2 separate regions of the Homo sapiens genome follow, and region 2 is linked to region 1. Evidence: chromatin contacts called from ENCODE Hi-C or POLR2A ChIA-PET data. All regions are on one chromosome and are shown on one strand. The core of a region is the stretch at or near the end of the contact, and the rest is flanking DNA. Distances in the headings are between cores, read along the strand shown.

Region 1 (5,194 bases), core at 1,297-3,796:
TTCCAATGTCTCATAAAGGAAAATATCATCTCAGTGTGATTTCTTTGCTTCTTTGCACTGTTCAGCTCAATGTTCTCTTTCCAGCTGGGCACAAATTGAGGACACTGGCCTTTTCAATGGTGGGCAAAAAGCCATAATGGGAGGGAGGTGGCAAGCATCAAAGGAAAGCTCAAAATAAGGAAGGCTCGTTATTTTATCAGAAACTAGTTTTTCTTGTTACTGTTTCAAAAATTATTCTCAGGCCTCACAAAATAACTGAGAATAAGTAATGTACTAACATTAAGAGTTACCCAGTCAGCCTGAGCTGGTACTCTGGATGGACCAAATGCTAGAATATTTCTTTACAGACCCAGGCTAAAGTTGTAGTGAGGGTTTTTGGTAGTGGAGAGACTTAGATGGAACTAGATGATTCCAAGCTCAGCTGGAATCAGGTCAGTTTCATTCACTTGTGTCTTTTGAGACATTTATCACCATCACCATCATCATTATCTTTTATTGAAGTTCAACTATCTGCCAGACCACATGTTATTTCATCTTATTGTCAGAAAACCTCTGCAGAGTGGGCACTAATATCCCCACTTCTTGGATGAAAGATAAAGAAAAATGAAATGACCCAAATATTCTCATCTTATATTAAAACCAGGGATAGGATAAATGCCCTTAGCCCTCCTTAGCAGGTTTAAATAGAGACAAAGTCATTCAGAGCCCTAAGAAGAGCAGGTGCTAATACAGAACTTCTTTCTTTGCATGGCTTCAAAGCAAGTTGTTCTAAGCAGCCAAAATGAGGTAACTGAGCTCAACCACATTCATCTGTCTTCCAGCAGTGAATGCAGATTTACCAGGTAGGAGACAGATACTTGAGACAATAACGATTTGCAAAATTTGGTGTATCCAGTGGGGCTGCTTTCAATCAGGGCTGCTGATGAAAAGGTCAGGTTATCTGAGCCCCACTTATTTCTTCCCCACTCTAACATCCCACCTATTCACAGAATCTGCTTGTTGTTCCTCCAGATGTGTCCTGGTCTATTCACATCCCACCACCCCAAGACCATCCTGTTCCAAGCCACCATCAATCATAGCATGTCCCAGAAGCCTGCTAAAGGGCCTTCCTGCCTCCACTTTGCACCTTACAATCAGCCCTCCCCACAGCAGCCAGCTCCATCTTTTACACTGAAATCAGATAATGCCACTCCCTCACTCAAAACCCTCCAAGGGCTTCCCATTGCACTTTGACTAAAATCCCACCTCTTTGTCAAGGTCTACCCAGCAAGGTCTACCCCACCTCTTGTCCTTTAGGTGTTTGCTCAAATACCATTTTCTCAGAGACTACGCACCTCAGAGGCAGTCCCCATCACCTTACCCTGTATGTTATCTTGCTTTTGAACAGTAGATCTCAATGACCAAGCACAGTGCCAAGCACAAGGACACTAAGTAATATTTATAAGAATGAATAAGTGAATTCCATATCTTCATTGACATCCATGACTTCTGAGACAGAAGAAATGAGACACCTGAGGACTAAGAAAACTTACTATTAATTGGTCTGCCCTGGAAAGAAAGTATTTGACCTGTTGTCTCAAGATAGATAATTTATGTAAGGAAATCAGAATAAATACTATTTTTTATGTGTAACTATGGGTGAAATTCAACTGATACAAATAAAAGTCTGGACTAGTAACTATTTTAGCTTACTATTTATGAAGTTGCAGTATTTATAATTACGTTTATATCAATATAGTATTTTCTACTTTCAAAAGCGCTTGATTAAAAACAACTTTATGAAGGATACAGATATTATTCTCTGCATTTTACCGATTTTAAAAAGTGCTAACAGTACTATAGCCAGTGAGTATCAGGTCACAATATGGCCTGGCAAAACTGAAGGCCCAAAGACTAACCTTATGAGGATATTTTCACTTATGTCACACTGGGAAAAGGACAGATAGGATACACAGAGGAAAGACTTTTGTTTAGGGTGGTATATGATGTTTCTGTAGGGTGGTGTATTTGTTTCCTAGGGTTGTCATAACAAATTACCACAAACTGGATGGCTTGAAACAACAGAAATGTGCTTTCTTACAGTTTAAGAGGCTAGATGTCCAGAATCAAGGTGTTGGCAGAGCTATGCTCTCTCTGAAGGCTTTAGGGGAGGATTTTTCCCTGCCTCTTCCATCTTCTGGTGGCTCCCGAAATTCTTGGCATTTCTTGGCTTGTGGCAACATCACTGTAGTCTCCGCGTGTCCTTTCTTCTTCTTATAAGGATATCAGCAGTCAGATCTAGGACCCATCCACATCCAGTATGATCTTATCTTAACCAATTACATCTGCAAAGACCAAATAAGATCACATTCTGAGATTCTGGGTGGACAAGAATTTTGGGGGGACATTATTCAACCCACTACAGATGGGCAGTATGAAACTGTAAACATCACCTTCCTGTTCATCCTCAGTTTCTGTGTGTTCTTTAAAAGAACAGGGATCCTATATATTTTCTCCTTGCATTTTGTTCTCTCCCCTGCCTGTGACTCATACTCACTGGCTCTTATTCCTGTCTCTTCCCCTTCCAGTAATATTTCTGTAACATTCTGTATGGATGAATCACACACACATGCACATTATGAATCCATGCAACAGTACAACTTGGTTTTCATTAGAAACTTTTCTAGGATATGGATTCCAATGATGTTCCAAAAATCAGATAATTAAATTCTAGCTAGAAGCATAATAGCTCTTAGGCAGAAGAGCAGCCAGTGATTACAGGCTGTGGTAAAGGAAGTCTGGAGGAACAGTTCATCAATAGCTGAGTCATAGGGTTCCTATGATTGTTTCAATGAAGCATTTAAGGTTTATAGTCTTTATGATAGTCTTTCTCATGCCAAAGGAAAGTATACTTAAAAGATAATGACTTATTTTAGAATCTCTTAGTACTAAGCCGTTTTGAGCTCCATTTCACAAGCTCTATTTCAAGTGAATGTTTACATAGTGTTCATAGCTATGGTCTTCATATTGTAGCATCATATGTTCATAGATATTGTGGTCTTTGACAATCTCTCCTGTTATCTATTTCATTTTCCTTCCCTGGTTACAAGGAAAGCTCATACCTATAAATAATCATTTATGTTTTCTTTTCTCTGCTTGCAGTTTTGACTAGCTTATTGTCTCACTGAATATGGCTCTATTCAGTTCCTACTGATATGAAGAGACTATCGCTAAAGATTTTTTTTAACCTATCAGAGGAAGTTCCTGGATCTCTGGCCTTAAAATCCTGTCTCTATTTATTCTTGAAGAAAAAAATTAGAAAGAAAACATGATATTATGCCTTGCACATAGTAGGAATTCAATCAATATTTATTTCATTTGGAAATTGACAGCAATATTTTGATTTAAGTTGTACTAGACGAATAAATACAAATGGCATTCACTTGATGATGGCAAAATGGTGCCGGGACAACATCCAACAATGCATCAAATGTTCCACAATAAATTCAGATAAATAAAAATACTACAAATAGGCCCATAAAATTACTAGAAGAAATAATGAGAGAATTTTTTAAAATAATGTTGGATAGAAGTCTTTTCTAAATATAACACACAACCCAGAAGTCAAAACATAAGGATTTATAAATTCATCATCATAAAACTAAAACAAATTTCTATATGAAAAAAATCATCATAAGTAAACAGAAAAATGACAAACCAGGAAAAATTTATAATTCATATAACAGACAAAGGGCTAATTTCTATAACATATGTATAAGAAGCTCCTATAAATCAATATATAAAAGTCTAATAACCTAATGGAAAACAGGGAAATAGTTTATAGGAAAAGAAATAAAATTACTTTTAATCATATTAAGGAAACAATCTCACTCACAGTAAGAGAAACACAAATTAACTCCACACTGAGATACCGTTTTGTATTTAATATATTTGCAAAACCCCCAAACTATTGATAATACAATGAACTTGTGAAGGTGTGGTAAAATAGGTTTATTTCATACATTAATGGTGGAAGTGGAAAGTGGCACAAACTCTATGGAATGCAATTTTCCAAGACCCACTAAAATTACATGCAGCTACCCTTTTACCTAGCAAGTCCAGTTCTATGAATTTATCCTACAGATATGCCTGCACGCATGTAAAATGGCACATGTAGAAGGCTACTCATTGCAGTTTTGTAATGAAAAAAGATTAGAAACTACTTAAATGGCCATCAGTAGGATGCTGGTTACATTAACAATGGTTTGTCCACACAACGGGATATCATGAAGCTATGAAAACGTTGAGTATTCTCCTAAACAGAAATTCTTTCTTTGTAACCATTGCAGGAAAATAAAATAATGACAGGAGGGGTCCAGAAAGGTCTTAATATCTATGAACAGAATACATTGTAAAATGAAAAAAAAAAAAAGGTGGAGAACAGGTTGCGTAGGGTGCTGTTTGTGTAAAATTGGACAGAGGAGCATACACATGTATTAGTATTTGTTCGTATATGTATGGAATATCTAAAAGAGTACACAAAAACTGACAACATGCCTTGCCTTTGGGAAAGGGAATAAGGTGGGTAGAAACAGGATTTTCACTGTGATCCTTTTGTACTTTGCTTTTTGAACTCTAAGGATATATTCTCTATTTAATAAATAAACATATTTTAAAAATAGCTCTTACACATAGACATACCCATAACCACACATACATCCAGATCAAACTTCATTTGCTAATCAGACCTCAGACTCAGAAAGATGAATAAATCCTTGGCACATGAGGTTCTCGGCAACATTATCAGGCTACTGGGCTTTGGGAGTTACTGACATATTGACACCTGCGCTATAATTAGGGTAAGTGGAACTCACCAGTCAAACATACTCGTCTTCTGAGTTCCTAGCACATGCCAGGCACATTTGTTGAATTCAAAAACAAAAAAAATGAAGGATAAAATACAGTTTTAACAGCAAATGGCCTTTGTGGATAATCCCAAACTATTAGTAAAGTAAAAATAATCATAGTTGTTATGCCCAATAAGTCTGGAGACTTGACTTCCAACACTGGGCTGTCTGTTCACTGCATTACTAGTAAATAGGGAGCCTGGACTAGATCATTTCTAATGCTCCCCCCAATTACATTTCTCCTTGAAGTATCCTAATTGCAGCATTCTTTACAAGAGTGAATGACCAATCTCTTCATATAGGGTTAT
Region 2 (5,194 bases), core at 1,442-3,941, 760 kb after region 1:
ACAGCAGTTAAATTCAACCTCAAAGCAGCAAGAAGGCAGGCACTTCACTGTCCTGGTGGGAAGAGCCAGGCAGGGGCCTGTGGAGGGCACCGTTTTAGATGGGCCTTTCCAACCCTCCCTTAACATTCATTTGTGCAAACAAAAAATGGAAGAAAAGGAACCAAAATTAAGTTTCAGGTGGTTGGGGAAGCAGCATGGATTTACATTATTATTATTATTATTATTATTATTATTATTATTATTATTATTGAATAGTTAGCAAGTGTTTCTCAATAGTTCCCTGTTCATCAACACTGTTTTCAGGAGAAATGGAAAACAGTAGCTCTATTTCATAGAAAGTACAGCCATTTCAAAAAAAAAAAAAAAAGTGGGGGGGGGTTGTTGAGAGAGGGAAGTGACCCATGTCATAAAGACAGAAGGTCTCCAAGTCACTTAATTCCTTGTGATTCTGAAAGGGCTGTTTTTAAAGTCTAAAAGTGCTCGCTTCTGCATCTGCTCCATGTTGTTAAATAACACTTGTGTAATTAAATAAAAGAGCCAACTGTGACCCCAGCCCACTCTGAGAGGCACTTTACATGCTTTCTGAAAACTATGCTGGAAACACCATGAGGAGAACTCCTTAGTCCTGTAATTTAGCAAAGGGAGAGAGAAAAAGTTTCTTTTGGCCATCATAGCTACACACTCTCTGAAAGGGTGCCTGCAGGGTCTCTGCAAAACAGAATGAACACAAATACAGGCGTGCAAACATCCAGGTATGTACCTCTCTGTGAAGACCCCATTCTTGAAACCCTTCAATTATTTGGAACCGTGGTCTCCTGACTTCCCTCACACCTCACTTTTGCCTTCATTGTTTTTCATGTTTGAGTAGCAAGAGGGATTCAGAATCTCAGGCTGCCAGTGGCTGTTCTGATAACAAGGAGCAGACTCATGTTTCTTGCTACGGCCTTTCTTGATCAGGTTACCTTGGAAGGTGTATGTTTTCCTACCCAATGCAGTCCCCACCACAGCACTCTCGTGTCCTCCTCCAGCCCAGCCTCCTGGAACTCGTGATTTTCAGGGTTTCCCTTGAAACCTATCCAGAAACCACAGCCATTAACTGAACGTGAAGATTTGACACCTCCTGAATTCAGGAATGAGGGAACTCGAGGGGCCAACTCTACAAACTCGCACCTGCTGCTTGACGGCAAGGAAACAGAGTTTCCCCAGCTAGGGTGAGCTTTAAATTATACACTATTTATTTAGTGACTTGTCTCCAAGGATCTCAAAGCATAGAGAGAAATAAGATGATGTGTAACTTTCTCACAATCTACCTTCAAGGCTTTGCCCTGGTGCATTCTGACAAGCAGGACCCAGTATGAAGGAGAGGCCTTCCTTCTGTGCCCAGGCAGAGCCATCTGTTCTCTCTGGGGTTTTCTGTCAGTGGCTTTAGGGAGTCTTCAAGGACTGTTAAATGACACAGAGGGTGGGGGGAGGGATGACCCTCCTGGATTCACCTGCTCACGGCTTTCACTTAAGCCAGTTTAACACAGGAGGTACCACTGTGCCACGCAATTCCCTCTTAGCACACACCATGCGTGAGCTGCAGTCTTTGCCCTCCAGGCCTTTTCCTATCATAACACAGGTGTGTCCAAGGCAGAAAAGAACATTTTCCAGAAGGTTCGTTTCCCTCCAAGCCTACAATGCTTCTTTTTGTTGTTATTGTTTTTCTGCTACTGACCTAAACATAGGCATTCCTCCTCCTAACAGGATAAAAATCTTGACTCTCTCCTTTGCATCAGCTCCCCACCCCGCCCCTGCCCAAGGAAATAAATGCTCTGACTTTTCCAAGAGTGCGAAAAAACTAAAATTAGAGGGTGGACAAGATGATCTCCAAAGGTGCCCTCCAGCTCCAAAACTCTGATTCTCCCTTTAATTACTCCACAAGCGCATTCTTCACATTGTTTCGAACTGACCAGCGACTTCTCCAGGGCTGAAAAGGGTGCATTTTTAGGCGGAGGCACCCAAACTTCTAAATGACACCAGTACCACAAGTATTCAGAAGGCAGGAACTAATCCAAAAGCAGACTCAGGAAAGGAGGAGGGAGGGGAGGACAGAGGGAAGGGAAGGAAGGAGGAAGGAAGAGCTTTACTGTGTGCCCAGCAGAATTTAGGCGCTCTCACCCTAGGTAGGTGGCAACTGGAGTCTGGGAGTTCAAGTGCATCCAGCCTGCCCTTCCCCCACACGCCCCAAGAGAATGGGAAGTTCAGCCAAGACTCGCAGCACCTGCCCGCGGCTCCAGGCCGGCTGCGCGGACCCGGAGGGAGGCTGCACTCACCTGGCACACCAAGCCTCCGCGCACCTCCGGAGGGAGGCGGCACTTGCAGGTCCGGGGGCCGCGCCGCCATGCGCAACAACGGGAAATTCCAGTGGCACCCGAGCCCCGAGCTCACCCACCCCAGGCGGCATGCTCCCCACCTCCCGCTGGCCCCAGGACTCGGAGGTGGCTCTGGTCAGGAGCAGGGGGCCCGGAGACAGGGGAGGGGAGCTCATGGTGGCGGCAGGGCTGGCGGTCGGCCCGTCCCCGGAGGGAGGTCCCCGGGACGCGGCGGGGATTCACCCACGGGGCGCGGCGCTGGCGTCCGGGTCCCCGGCCTGCCCGCCGCCGCCGCCTCCTCCTCTGCCGCCGCCCGCCCGGAATCGCTTTATGTAAATGAAGCCCAACTCGCAGTTTGCAGCGCGCACCGCCCGGGGAAGGGGGGCGGGCGGGGCGGGGGGCCTTCGGGGATCCACATTACACAGCAACAAAGCGGAAGGTTAATTTGAAACTCACAGCCCCGCTGCCGCTCGGCTCCCCGGGCAAAGCCTGACATCTACAGTCGTGCCGGGCGCAGGCCGGGTTGCTCGGCGGCGACCGCGCCCGCCCGCCCGCAGGGACCCGGGGACGCACAGGGACGCGCGGGACCCGGGCGCTCAGCTGCGCTCGCTCCGCTTGGGGCGCGGGCCTTGGGGCAGGCCGGGGGTCCCGCGCACCCGCCTGGGGCCAGGAACCCTCGCCGCTCGGCCTGCGCCGCCCCGGGAACCGGCCCCGGCGGGAACAAAGCCCAGGCCCTCCCGGAGGCGCTGACCCCTCGCTCATCAAAGGTCAGGGGCCGGCCTAGAATCGGGCGAGAAGAAAGGGACGCGCCCTCGGCCACTAAAAGGAGCCTGAGGCCTCCGAACCGGAGCCATCGCTCCCTGGGCCCCGTCCACGTCACAGCCAGGCCACTCAAGCATGGGGACAGGAGCCAATGTGGACAGGAATTTATTGGAAACACACACCCATCCTATTAACTGCTTTACAGAGCACTTCTGTTTTTCAGTTGCAGAAACTTATAAAAACATCCCCCTGCTCTCCGTTGAGAGTTTAAGGATAGTTTTTGAGGCCAGAGAAAGAGAAAAGGAGAGATCACTAGAAAGATAGGAAGAAAAGAAGTGGGAAGAAAAGGAGATGCAGTCTACCATGTAAGCCTCCAGGCTCCTTAGCCTCACCTTATAAAGCCACATCACCGCAGAGATAGCAAAGATCGTGCCCTTTCCCAGGGAGTTCCTACCGCCAGGGTAAGATTTAAAGCGGCCACCCCAGTTGGTCAAAGTGATTGCTGGGCGCCTTTCTATCTCCCCAAGTTCACCTTTTCCAGTTGGTCAAAGCGATTGCTGGGCGCCTTCTATCTCCCCAAGTCCACCTTTTTCCATTCTCATCTGAAAGCCAGCCCCAAAGAAATCTCACCGGAAGTCCTCTGTCCTCCCTGTCAGAATCCCACCCTCAGTCTGAATTTACTCCCGATTCTCACAGCACAGAAAGGCACCTGCTTTTACCCTTTCTGAAAACCACCCACCCAGGCTGGCCTTACAGCCTGGAGAGTCTTTTCCTCGGGCACAATAATGAACCATGCAAGTGTTAGAAATATAATCAGCTCATGAGGCGAAGAGCAGTATGTATGGAATTGTATTAGCATGAGGCACACACTGACTCGGGAGAAAAAGGGATGCTTAGCTGGTGAAAACCATCACATCCCCGTATAGAAGGCTTTTTGCACAATGTAAGTTGGGTTCAGATTAATGTAAGTATCTAACCTGTTGGGTACAGACAGCCCCTTTCTACATTTTAGTCCAGAATAGATTCTGGGGAAATTTATTTATTTATTTATTTATTTCAGCTAAGGCCCTGGGAGAAAAGACTGCCTCCAGGGAATCATGTCCGATTAGGGACAAAGGAGGGCACAAGCCCAATTCAGTCACACGTGAGAGCACGGGGGCCGGGTGGGGGGAGTTAAGAGCCAACAGGGAAGGTGGAGGATGAGTTTGCAAACCAGACTATGGTCACTGCAGAGCTGCTTCCAGACCACCTGACTTCAGGCCCAAGAACAGGTGGTGTTTTCAAAACACACTGTTATTTATATTGGCCATATAAGTTGAGAACACCTTAAAGAAAACAATTAATAATTTAATTGAAAAAGTGACTATGAATAAGACATGAAGATGACGTATGCTAGCAGGACCGCAAGCAACGTGGCCCACAACGCAGAGATGCCTCTGGCAATCTCTCCGGAAAAACGAAGATTCCTTACCTGGGATAGGTAAGGCCTGCTGGATAAATTAAAGACAACAAGAAAATGTTGATACTCTCAGAAAATCTAATTTTGCTGCTTTATCTTCATTTTTATTAACAGGGGACAACCTCGTAATCTGGTGACATCATGATCCTGGTAGGCCCACAGACAAATACCTTCAATAAAATAAAAGCTAGAAAGCCCAAAGAACAAGCTATTAAAGTAACCTGGGAGGATGCAGCACTGCCTGGGCAGAAGGCCCGGACGGGATCTGCCCTAATACTGCCACTGTCCCAAGAGGCAGACCCTGCAACCTGCCTCCTGCACTTGAGAGGCCTGACAAGTAGAACTGAGAGTGACCCTGAGTTCCTTTTCTTTATCTGGCACCAGCTACACACATGATGAGGCCTAGTCAAGCCTGCCTTTGTTCCAGGCAAAAATTTAACAGGTAATCCACAGGCAGGTGATCTATGGCCTCTGTACATTATGGAAATGAGGGACTACACACAAGCTGGGTGTCACCTCTACTAAAACTCATTTTCCTTATTCATAAAAACAATACCTCTTCAGAGGGAATTGGCAACTTCTGCACTTACATATGAAATCAGGAGTTCCTCTGAAATAC

Evidence for each region. A loop is a pair of places that touch in the nucleus more often than their neighbours do. ChIA-PET counts read pairs that join two places held with the same protein, here RNA polymerase II (POLR2A). Pooled maps may share reads with other maps.
Region 2: a map of endothelial cell of umbilical vein shows a loop between it and region 1 (2.8-fold over the local background). The contact joins the promoter of ZFHX3 here to the enhancer-like site in region 1. A Hi-C loop is called at or near these places in 1 of 168 maps with a recorded cell type or tissue (endothelial cell of umbilical vein) and 1 of 50 pooled maps. POLR2A ChIA-PET finds 5 or more read pairs at or near these places in 2 of 52 experiments (BJ and PC-9).

The regions. Positions count from the first base shown.
Region 1 is chr16:72,289,090-72,294,283 of GRCh38, forward strand. It overlaps LINC01572 (long intergenic non-protein coding RNA 1572), which reads right to left. Exons shown (of 14, transcript NR_126330.2): 10 at 2,081-2,324; 11 at 1,361-1,518. Among named protein-coding and RNA genes, the nearest start is that of PMFBP1, 120 kb to the left of the region's middle. RefSeq lists an enhancer at 1,424-2,623. Within about 2 kb of position 2,547, at least 5 of the 41 ENCODE cell types and tissues checked have a DNase peak (open chromatin) inside an H3K27ac peak, as active enhancers do; they include PC-9 and endothelial cell of umbilical vein, where a contact is called at or near this core.
Region 2 is chr16:73,045,437-73,050,630 of GRCh38, forward strand. ZFHX3 (zinc finger homeobox 3) reads right to left here and starts at 2,692. Exons shown (of 10, transcript NM_006885.4): 1 at 2,316-2,692. It overlaps LOC124903719 (a long non-coding RNA gene), which reads left to right and starts at 2,142. Exons shown (of 2, transcript XR_007065116.1): 1 at 2,142-2,364; 2 at 4,690-5,194. RefSeq lists enhancers at 1,986-2,521, 3,058-3,593 and a silencer at 2,283-3,132.